Linked DNA regions of Homo sapiens: regions 1 and 2 are each linked to region 3. The links are chromatin contacts, found by Hi-C or POLR2A ChIA-PET in ENCODE. All regions are on one chromosome and are shown on one strand. Each heading gives the region's core, a stretch centred on a gene start or an enhancer-like site at or near the end of the contact. The rest is flanking DNA. Distances are from core to core; before and after follow the strand shown. Region 1 holds the start of EXOC5 (exocyst complex component 5). Region 2 holds the start of TIMM9 (translocase of inner mitochondrial membrane 9). Region 3 holds the start of KLHDC2 (kelch domain containing 2).

Region 1 (3,758 bases), core at 987-3,486, 7.5 Mb after region 3:
CTAAATTACATTATATATATGTATGTTATATATACGTTATATATATATATGTGTATGTGTGTGTGTGTATATATATATATATATAAAACGTATATATATACTACTTAACCTAATAGCAGGACCCCAGAAAGCAAAATATATATTTCCCCACCTCCTCCCCTTCCCCGCTAGGGAGAGGGGAAAAAAAAAAATCAAACATATTTCCAAATAAGTTACTGAAATCATGTGGTCAAACATTTAAATAAAAATATACATAAGATGGTCCAAGGTACAACTGGAACTGTCAAGCAGGATTAACTCAAAGGATAATGTCTTATGAACTGTATGACAACATATATAACAGTTTTCAGTTAAGAGCTGGCTTGCCGGCAAATACCTTAATTAAAGATCTCATACAACTTCATCGTTTTCTCCCTTTTTAAGATGTGAAAAATAAAACAAGGAACCACAGCACTACTTAGTACCTAGGGACACAGTAAAAGTTCCTAGCAGGAAAAATGTCTCCCCGTTCTTGTGTCAATAAACAGATGGCACAATTTTGGAATTACAGAAATTAATGTAGCATATCTCCCAACACTTAAGTGAGAAAATACAATATCTCTGAAGTCTTTCTTGTAATTACAATCCTTCATTCACAAATTACTGTCTTATTACAACTTATTATAACAATAACATATATTACTCCTCTCAAAAAAAGCATTATCTATCCAAAAGCTGACTGATATGCAAAATATAGTAACAATAACAAATGTAAATTTCCATTTGTTATTAAAACTGTGGCATTCAAATTGTAAGCCACAAAAACTGCTGAATCTTACGCAGAAAAAGGATACCATTTTCACTTATGGAGAAGTTCCCTATTGTGGATTACAGTCTTCTCAATTATTACACTTTTGTTACTCAATGTGAAACACAAGCACACACACAAAAAAGGGGTCTTTCTTTCCTTTTTCTTATCCGTTTTCATTTCTTTCACACAAGGAGATGCTTTATACGTGTCATTGTTTTGTAGCCTAATTAGAGTTTTCCTATTCTATTATCTCAAACTTTTATCACAGCTTCTTACAACGGACTTCACGAAATTAAATTTTAAGGTTTAGATACTGTAAACGCTCGAGGAAAGACATTAGTATTCTCACTATTACATATTAAGGATTCTCTAGCTTGCAGTTAGGTGATTTTATAATACATGTAAATGCATATAATACACTTAAGGTGCATTATATACATGAAACGAAGTGTTCGTTTTATTTTATAAACTTTTTTTATTTTATAATACACGTAAATGCCTCGAGTGTATTATTATGTATTACATGAAATAAAGTGTTCACTTGAATTTTGCCTCCCTTCAGTCTATCTCTCTTCAGTCGAAAGAGATAAGTAGGCCTTTATTGTCCAAAAAAAAAAAAATTGTCCCAGCCTTTTCAAATGTCAGGTTAAACTGGCAGTCCTATGAATGCCACCTGCAACCTTACTAATGGAATAATTACTCAAAACGAGAAGCCCCCAAGAGTCCCGATCTCAAGTGGCTTCCTCCTATTATTCCCGCGAGGACCCCAGCGACAAGACTCGCCCAACCTGAGGCTCCTGGCTCTCTTTCCTCGTCCTGAGTCAGCCCTTCCCACTACTCATCCGGAGTAGACATCTTCCAACACCCGAACCTTCCAGACTTTCCCTCTTGCCCCCACAAACAAAAGCAACCCTCCTCCCTTGGGACACCCGGCTTCCCCTCTCTGCCGACCGGCCGCCCAGCCCACCTCGGCCCCAAGCACCCCTCCCCCATTTCACGCTCCGCCCGCGCTGACACGGAGCTGCCACCCCAACCCTTCTGTTTCGCACCTCTCTCCCGAGGGCTCCTCCTGGGCAGCCAGCAAACGCCCGCTCCTCGGCCCGCCCACCCAGCTGCCTGCAAACCCCGGGCCTGCCACTCCCTGTAGAGCCGCCGGGGCCCACCTCGAAGAGCTCGGCCGTGGTAGCCATCCCGGCCGGCTGAGAGGCTCGCCCCCCACTGGATGCCGTCTCCGCTTCACATGCTGCGCCTCAGAGGCGCGGCGCACAGGTCTCCGCTCGGCTCGCCAGCTCCGGCTCCGGGCCGCTGCGGGCTCCCCAGCTCCCCACAGATCCCAGGAGGGGCGGGAGAGCGGCCATGAAGCGAAGCCGCAAACGCTTGTCAGCTGCCTCCCGGCGCCGCCCGCGCTGCTCCCATTGTCACCGCCTCATACGCCGGAAGTGGAACTGCGCGCGCCAGGGAGGTTGTCGGGAGGGGCCGGCGAATAAAACGAGCGGCGAAAGAACCGAAAAAAGGCTCGACGCTACCGTGTATGAGGAACTTTGATCCTTGCGGGCCACCATTCCGGAAGTAGAATTTAGAGGAAGAAAATACCGGAGTTGCAGGGTATAGGTAAATTTCTCAAGGTTATAGGTTGGGGTTCTTAGAACTTTTTGTGGTGTGTGTTGGCCTAGAGCGACTCAGAAGCGTTAGTGACTTCACCTAAAAAAGCTAACCTCTCTGCTGAGCGCGACCGGTATGCGGCGCAGGATGAGCCTCAGGGCTTCTGTTAAGAGTCTGTCTGAGAAAGCCGGTCTGCGCTGTTCCTCGGTGGCGACCTTAATTATGAGATGAGCTAATGCTTTACTGACTTAACCATGGCGCAGCGGGCAGTGTGGCTCATAAGCCACGAACCGGGAACTCCACTTTGTGGCACCGTGAGATTCTCCAGGTAAATGCAAATCTGAATCCTCAGGGATGATGGATCAGAAGATCGATGAAGTAGCATAGTTTTGTGGTGCTTCGTGGCCCAGGTTTGCCACGAATAGCTGCGTGACCTTGGGCTAGCCAGTTAACAGACCTCTGTTTCGTCTGTTAAATGGAGATTTTAATAGTCCTACCTTACAGTGTTGTGAGAATTGAGTTGATGACTGGTACATATTATTTACGGTATATGTTTTCTATTAGTATTGTGTTTTAAAATGACCTCCGTCTGCTTAGAATTAAAATGGAGATGACTAAGGGAACGGTAGAAAATTTACTGAGCACTAAACATTTTCAGATTTTTCAACATGCATTGACAAAATCGTTCCAGAACATTTTAACTTATTCTACTGAAAAATCCATGCTAAGTTATATCAGACTTTTATTTTTTTGTTTTTATTTTTTTGAGACGGAGTCTCGCTCTGTTCCCCAGGCTAGAGTGCAGTGGTGCGATCTCCGCTCACTGCAAGCTCCGCCTCCCGGGTTCATGCCGTTCTCCTGCCTCAGCCTCCCGAGTAGCTGGGACTACAGGCACCCGCCACCACGCCCGGCTAATTTTTTGTATTTTTGGTAGAGAGGGGGTTTCACCGTGTTAGCCAGGATAGTCTTGATCTCCTGACCTCGTGATCCGCCCGCCTTGGCTCTCAAAGTGCTGGGATTACAGGCAGGAGCCACCGCGCCCCGCCCAGGCTTTTATTTTTATCTTGTTAATATGTGTCAATGGTAGAAATCATCAGTTTACAGTTCCTAATTGTTGAAGAAAATAGAAACACAAAAAAATGTATTCACTATTTCATATATTGTGTTAAGTTGATCTGGTCCCACTATTAGAATTTGCCCTGTGTAATCAAAATAGCTCTGTTAAGGGAATTGTACAGTAACTCATTGTAAAATGTTGGTGGCAATCGAGTGGGTCTATTTCACCTTTTATTCTCTGGCCATTGATAGTTCTTTTTTGTCACAATTCGTTCTTCCCTGAAGAAAGCTTATAGTGAAGTAGTACCAT
Region 2 (3,568 bases), core at 410-2,909, 8.7 Mb after region 3:
ACTTTGGTAGGCCGAGGCGGGTGAATCAAGTCAGGAGTTCGAGACCAACCTGGCCAACATGGTGAAACCCCGTCTCTAATAAAAATACAAAAAAAATTAGCTGGGCGTGGTGGCGGGCGCCTGTAATCCAGCTACTCAGGAGGCCTGAGGCAGAAGAATCGCTTGAACCTGGGAGGCGGAGGTTGCAGTGAGCCAAGATCGCGCCACTGCACTCCAGCCTGTGCCACAGAGTGAGACTTTGTCTCAAAAAACAACACAAAACTCATTAGAGAAACTCAGCAAGTTACAAAAAAATAATAATTAAAAGGGTCTTTAACGCTGAGCCCTTAAAGTCTTTTTTTTTCTTTTTTTTTTAAGACAGTCTTGATCTGTCACTCAGGCTGGAGCACAATGGCGCGATCTCAGCTCACTGCAACCTCCACCTGCCGGGTTCAAGCAATTCTCTTGCCTCAGCCTCCTGAGTAGCTGGGACTACAGGCGCGCGCCACCATGCCCAGTTAATTTTTTGTATTTTCAGTAGAGGCGGGGTTTCACCTTGCTGGCCAGGCTGGTCTCGAACTCCTGATCTCGTGATCCGCCCGCCTTGGCCTCCCAAAGTGCTGGGATTACAGGCGTGAGCCACCGCGCTCAGACTTTAAAGTCCATTTTAAGTCTAGACTTCTATGAAGGTAGACTGCCGAGATGTAAAAGAAATAAAATTAGTTATTTAGCTTTTAGATCGGATTACATTTTCTGCTTTGATTATTCTAAAGCCTCCAGTAAGGCGTAAAGGGAAAGCTCTAAGTAGCGCATCCTGGGAAATGAGCAGATCAGGGAAGGGGTGTTAGACCTGGTATTATGTCTAAAGACGATTTTCATTTAAAGGAGGATCTTCCCCCGGGCAGCTCAAGGTCACATCGTAAATACCTTATAGTCTAATTCAGTGTCCCAAAACAGGACCCCGACTCCCCAGATCCGGGTTGGGGGTGGCTCAGGGCCTAAAGTTCCTACCCTCGCCCAGGTGACACCATCTCCAGGAAGGTCTGCACCCGACCCGGCGAAGCGCTGTCCCGCTTCGCACCCCCCACTGCTCCAGGTACGTGCGGCGGCCTCCTCGGGAGACCCCGCCACTTTCCTGGAGCGTAGCCTGCCACCCCCCGTCCGGGAACCCCGGATTCTCACGGCAGAGAACAGACACCATACTTAAGCACAGGCTCTCGCATCCGACATCAGTACAAGGCTGGGGGTTGTTGGGGGACGGTTGAGCCTTGGGAGGGAGGGTCAGGGTCTGGACAGGAGCCGCGGCCGCCAGATGGGAAAGAACACGTGGGAGCAGTAATGTCAAGTGACACTTAAACCCTTAGACGCCGATTCGTTATAACGCGAGGAAATCTAGAAGAAAAAGCAGGTACCATCAGCGAATTCTAAAATCTCCTAAGGATTAACTTCGGTTATTTTCTGCTTAGACAACGCTTTCTATTCCCGACTTCCTCTCCAATAATGACCCGAATCTGTCGAAACTTCTTGGAAGCCTAATTTACCTAATCCCACGTCCCTAACGGTCTTCGGAAGCGAAGCAGTGTCAACAGTCCCTGGTAAACACAAGTAGTATTACAAGTCGGGAGCTCTTCAAGTCTTGGATGAGACTGTAGAGCGGTCTTGTGCGGCAATGTGCTACCTTAAAATAAATAAATAAATAAACCCCTGTTATGTCCGGAGTTTGTTTCCACCCGGAGAGGAATGGAAGAGCACCAGAGAGCGCTTAGCTTTCTGGTTGGATGTTTTGGGTGAGTTTCTTGGCGCGCATGCGTGTTGTGTCTCAAGGGCGGGTTTGAAGGGAAGTGGGTGTTGACCTGCGGGCAACTGACGCTGTTGTCAGATTACACCCACGACGGTGCGGGTCTCGGGCGTTCTGGAGATACGTAGGGGTGAATTTATGTTTCCGACGATTGCATCTGGAGGGGTGTGTAAGACTCTGTGGCTGAAGAAAGCTATTACGCTTCTTATGTGGGTCATTATTTTAAAAATAGCATTTCGCTTTTATTTGCTTGACTGCCTCTTCTCAACAAATTTTAAGCCCGCCACTACATGTGTTTGGTTTTGCCCTACCAGCTCTGGGGTTGGGGAGTGCACTGTTATGGTTATTGTTGCTCCTGTGGCCATTCTCTTGTCATCCCCACTTTCACATTTTGGCGTGGTGTATTAATAGACTGAGTGGGATTAATGGGTAAATATGACTTTATAGTCAGCTCTAATCCTGGATTCAATATCAGAATTTAGATTTTCAGCTTTGTGGATGTTCGACATTTTAAAAACAGTTATTGCAAAGAGGTGAAAATTTTGTTCTGAAGTCTTAAGGAAACAGAGAAAGTTTTTCCGTCCTTAAGTGTGGGACTTGTTTTGTGACCAACAATATGAAAGGCTCTGAGGTCAGCTTGGAGAAGAAAAAAAAGATTAAGATGCCAGTGAAGAGACTTCGTGAGGTAGTTTCTCAAAATCATGGAGATCATTTGGTTTTGCTGAAAGATGAGTTGCCCTGTGTTCCTCCGGCATTGTCTGCAAATAAACGTCTTCCTGTTGGAACGGGGACTAGTTTGAATGGAACATCACGTGGTATGTGATTCCATGTAGTTTTTCAACCAGTTTTAGTTTAGTAAATCTTTAGTCCTTATTTGTTTAAATTCCCAAACGTAAGATATAAGTCTAGTTTGTACAGATGTTTGAAAACTGACCCTGTTTCCCGGGAAAATGGCCAGGAAGCCTATAAAATGTTTGAATAGATGGAATGAATGAAACTTTAACGTCCCCTGTTGTGCTTTTTTTTTTTTTTTTTGCATTGACTTTTGCATATTTTTTTTTTTATATTTATGGTGGATACACTTAACTTGTATAATGTGCTTTATTTTCCCCCACGTAGTGTTTTTTATAGTTTTCCCCCAAAGTAGTGCTTTTTACCTAATTCACTACTTTCTTTTCATAGTGGGAAAAGCAGGACTTCTGCCAATTGATGGCTTCTATATTCCAATTCACTTAATCTGTCTAGAGCTCAGTGAAAATAAGGATAACATATGCTTTACCCACTTCGCTGCTAATTGTGAGGATTAAATTAATGAATATGTGAGCAAAAACAGCAAAACGCTTTTGTAATGCTGTTCTTTGGGGGATACAGCGGTGACACTCAAATAGTACTGCTGTTAAATTAGACCTTTACATCGTATACATATTTCTACCCATAGTTTGTCCACATCCAATAGTGTATGGTTATATTTTAAAATGTTTCGTGCTTAATCTCACTTTATTGTCAGTACCGAACCTTATTTTCCCAAATATCAACTGTAAAAACTTTCATTCAGATATGTTTAAATACATTTTCTTAACTTTTTTTGCATGCAAATTGTCTTTCCAACTTCTGCGTTATATGGAGTTTATAGATCTTGAATCATGCATATACAGTTTCTAAAGCTAAGGATCTGATTTTAAAATCACTAAAATCTATTCCTTTGTTTTGTTAGGTTCATCAGACTTAACTTCTGCTAGAAATTGTTACCAGCCTCTATTAGAAAATCCCATGGTGTCAGAAAGTGTAAGC
Region 3 (3,756 bases), core at 271-2,770:
GCAATGGTGCCCTTTTGGCTCACTGTAACCTCCGCCTCCCGGCTTCAAGAGTTTCTCCTGCCTGAGCCTCCCAAGTAGCTGGGATTACAGGCGCCGGCCACCAAGCCTGTGTAATTTTTTTGTATTTTCAGTAGAGACAGAGTTTCGCCATTTTGGCCAGGCTGGTCTCGAACTCCTGGCCTCAGGTGATCCGCCTGCCTCGGCCTTCCAAAGTGTTGGGATTACAGGCGTGAGCCACCGCGCCCAGCCGAGATATTAATTTTGGATTCTACTAAGGACGACGGGAGCCAGCTCAAGGTTTTTAAGTGACTCGATCAGATTCACGAGGTTGGTTCACAAGGAACTTCGATAACCCCAAAGTCTAGTGAGCATAATTCGACTGGGAGAAGACACTGCTGCAAGGAATTCTGTGAACCAGACAGATTTGAGGGCACCAACCAGGGTGGATGGCAGATAAGGTCTTAACAGCCTCAAGGTGATTTGCTTCCTTGTTGAAGGCTTTAATTAATCCTCTTAAGTAACTTTCAAGTTCTTGAGTTCAAGTAAACACACTGGCACACTAGGGGAGGAGTGGCAGGCTATAAGCATTTTAATAATTAAAAAAAAAAAGCCTTTTATTGTTCAAAGTGTTCCTTTTCTATGGAGTGCTCCCAACCAGAAGATGAGGGAAATGGAGATAATGAAGCACGTCCCTCCTACCAAACACGATAAATTCTACAGGCACTGTAAGATCAAGAATTTAAGATTATTTTTGTCCCACCCTATTTTACAGGTGAGGTATCAAGCACAGTAACTCGTAATTTTCTTTTGGCCCAATTGAAAGGTATCATATAAGAGAAAGCTGTGTGTGCGTGAAAAGGATCCGCCTTTCTTTCTGAAGAAAAGGGTGGTTACGGCTTCGGAAACGCTTTTCAAGCCAACTCTGCAGCCCGGCTGGCGGCGGCAGCGGCGGCGGCGGCAACGTCAGATTCCCGCAGAGGCGGCGCCCGGCAGGGGCGGCAGGAGCTCAGGAGAGGCCCCCGGGGATCGGGCTGGGCCCCACGTGAGAGCTAAGCGACTGCCCTCGCGCCCGCAGAACAGCAGGGCCTGCATCGACTCTAAGGCGAGACCAGAAACTTGCTAGTGGAGCAATTCTGGTGCCCCTGCCCGGGCTGTGAACCCTCTGAGATCATCCCTCAATCAAACGAATAGAAATCCTCGGGAAGAAAAAAAAAATTGCGGCAATCCGGCTAAAATTCAGCAGCTTTCAGGGACCGATTCAGGACATTATCCCTGTGGTTCCCTCAGTGAAAGGAGACTCGAAGCGCGACTAGAAGTCGCCGGGCCCCATAGATCTGCGGTGCCCAGGCCGTAGGCGGAGGCGCGGGCAGAGGCGGCGGCGGCGGCGGCGGCGGCTGGAGGACCCGGCGCTGGGGGCGCTGAGCGGCAGCCTCGCTTCCGGAGCTCGGCGGGCGGCGTCAGCGGAACGGGCGGCTTCCGGCCGCGGCGTAAACAAGGCCGTGGACTGCAGGAGGCGGGGCAGACGGGCTGCAATAGGGAGCCGGCCCGACGCGGACCGCTTCCCTGCAGTGCCCCGAGTCCCGGGCCCGCGCCGCCGCCGCCCGGCTCCGCTCGCGGCCCCTCTGTCTGCAGGCGTGCCCCGGCGGCGGCGGAGAGCCGTCCTCGGCCGAGGAGGCTGGGAAACGCGAGCGCAGGCGGCAGAGAGGCCTCAACGCCGTCCCTTTCGCCACCGCCTTTTCCTTGCCTCGCGCCGCTGTGCATTTCTCTCCTTTTCCTTTGTTTTTTTGGCCCCTCGCGGGTGTGGGCATTGTTGGTTAGCAAAAGTGCAGCCTCAAGATGGCTGATGGCAACGAGGATCTGCGGGCTGACGACTTGCCTGGGCCAGCCTTCGAGAGCTATGAGTCCATGGAGCTTGCCTGCCCCGCTGAGCGCAGCGGCCACGTAGCCGTCAGCGACGGGCGCCACATGTTCGTCTGGGGCGGCTACAAGGTCAGTGAGTGGCCGGGCCGCGACGGACGTCGCTCGGCTGTGACTCGGGTCTGCGTTCGCGGCCAGGCGGGGAGGCCAGAGCGGGCCGCCGAGGGCGCTCCCCGCCTGCGTCGCGCGCCCCACCTCAGACTCTGCCCGTTGGTTGTTTTTTTTTTGCGCGCGGGAATCTTCCTTCTCTCGAGTACCCCAACCCGTCTCGAACCTCCAGGGCTGCTGTCATGTCACCCTGGTGCTCACAAAGCCAACTCACTCCCACCCCCGTTGTTGCCATTGGAGCGTTATTCCGGGGAAGGCCCTGTTAATGTTGCTTGGGCGGTGCATTCGGAAGGGTTGGGGTGTGAAAGGTGACGGTGTGTGATATCACTCAGACGCGTTATGAGGACGGCCTACGAGGACTTCACCCTCTGGAGCTGGGAACCGCTGCCCACTTACAGGGAGGCCGAGGTGTAGGAAAACTGGAATTCCAAAAGGTTACAGGAACCACCTTATTCAGCCTTCCCGCCTGTGCAAATGGCCATCAGGACTGTTTTCCTTCTGGCTTCAGCTGGGTTGAAGTTTTTCAGCAGACACCCCTATTAAGATAATGGAAAAGCTCCACCAGTAACCAAAAAATCCCCAGCATCAAATGAACTACAGAGTGCAGCTCTTTGACTCTCCGATCCCCTGGTTATAAACAACGTGATTAGTTAGCAGTTTAAAGCCAGTTGCCATTCTTTACCCTGCTAACCTCGGAAATCTAGAATTTTATTTGCTAGGATGGCTCTGAGCCAGTCCTACCACAAAATTCCTCTTTGGTCTTGAAAATGTTCTCCGCCCTCCCCACGCCCGTGCCTTGGATGACTTGCTTTGTGATTGTTTTTAGCTTATGGTACAGCTGACTTGATCATAGTTGACCATTTTTGAGATAGCTTTCAAAGATGGCTGTCCTGATACTTTATTTTGGTTTAACTGCAAAAGTAATTTTTTGCCAATCCTAATGAATCTGCAGTGTTTTCCCCAGTTTCCAATGAATGTGGTTAGAAAATAGAAAGGGGGCCGGGCGCGGTGGCTCACGCCTGTAATCCTAGCACTTTGGGAGGCCAAGGTAGGTGGATCAGCTGAAGTCAGGAGCTCGAGACCAGCCTGGCCAACATAGTGAAACTCCGTCTCTACTAAAAATACAAAAAAAAAAATTAGCCTGGCGTGGTGACGGGCGCCCTAATCCCGTCTACTTGAGAGGCTAAGGCAGGAGAATCACTTGAACCAGGGAGGCGGAGTTTGCAGTGAGCTGAGACGGCGCCATTGCACTCCAGCCTGGGCAACAAGAAGGAAACTGTCTCAAAAATACTTTAGAAAGGGGTAGAGAATTGCAAGAAGGGGGGCGGGGGGGCAAGCATGTAGTCACCCTTATAAAAATGTAAATTAATTCCCCTGGAGAAACCTGTCAATGACACTTCTAAGCTACCTAATTCATAATTGTATTTTTAAAATGACAGCATGAGAGAATAAGACTTTGGGAGTGGGGCAGGGGAGGATTCTTAGTGTGGAATATTTCTTGTGGATTTAAAAGGGCCTGGATGATTGGGGCCGATTCAGGGAGGAGCAGCACAATCACTGAATTGGATGGTTCTGAAACAGACTGCCCTCCCCATTTATGGCTGGTGGCTGGAACCCTGAGGGTAGGCACAGAAGTCCTTGGAGATTGTTTCAAAGGCAATAAACCTTGGCTTCCTACATAGTAGGCAGTTTTCCTCCCCAGGACAGGCTGGTCCCCTGTGGGTCAGCCCG

Evidence for each region. Hi-C counts contacts between places; a loop is a spot of excess contacts on that map. ChIA-PET counts read pairs that join two places held with the same protein, here RNA polymerase II (POLR2A). Pooled maps may share reads with other maps.
Region 1: a pooled map shows a loop between it and region 3 (19-fold over the local background). The contact joins the promoter of EXOC5 here to the promoter of KLHDC2 in region 3. A Hi-C loop is called at or near these places in 1 of 168 maps with a recorded cell type or tissue (prostate gland) and 7 of 50 pooled maps. POLR2A ChIA-PET finds 5 or more read pairs at or near these places in 1 of 52 experiments (activated CD4-positive, alpha-beta T cell).
Region 2: a loop to region 3 is called in a map of CD8-positive, alpha-beta T cell, with 13 times the contacts of the local background. The contact joins the promoter of TIMM9 here to the promoter of KLHDC2 in region 3. A Hi-C loop is called at or near these places in 1 of 168 maps with a recorded cell type or tissue (CD8-positive, alpha-beta T cell) and 10 of 50 pooled maps. POLR2A ChIA-PET finds 5 or more read pairs at or near these places in 1 of 52 experiments (CD4-positive, alpha-beta T cell).

What each region holds. Positions count from the first base shown.
Region 1 is chr14:57,266,669-57,270,426 of GRCh38, forward strand. It overlaps EXOC5 (exocyst complex component 5), which reads right to left and starts at 2,237. Exons shown (of 18, transcript NM_006544.4): 1 at 1,954-2,237. The coding sequence starts at 1,980. It overlaps AP5M1 (adaptor related protein complex 5 subunit mu 1), which reads left to right and starts at 2,303. Exons shown (of 8, transcript NM_018229.4): 1 at 2,303-2,720. The coding sequence starts at 2,647. RefSeq lists a silencer at 1,668-1,727 and enhancers at 2,037-2,620, 2,268-2,467.
Region 2 is chr14:58,425,872-58,429,439 of GRCh38, forward strand. It overlaps TIMM9 (translocase of inner mitochondrial membrane 9), which reads right to left and starts at 1,660. Exons shown (of 6, transcript NM_012460.4): 1 at 1,521-1,660; 2 at 1,183-1,371. KIAA0586 reads left to right here and starts at 1,848. Exons shown (of 31, transcript NM_001329943.3): 1 at 1,848-2,592; 2 at 3,492-3,562. The coding sequence starts at 2,394. RefSeq lists enhancers at 1-795, 1,810-1,859, 1,930-2,119.
Region 3 is chr14:49,766,633-49,770,388 of GRCh38, forward strand. KLHDC2 (kelch domain containing 2) reads left to right here and starts at 1,521. Exons shown (of 13, transcript NM_014315.3): 1 at 1,521-1,989. The coding sequence starts at 1,837. RefSeq lists silencers at 921-980, 1,321-1,400, 1,571-1,750.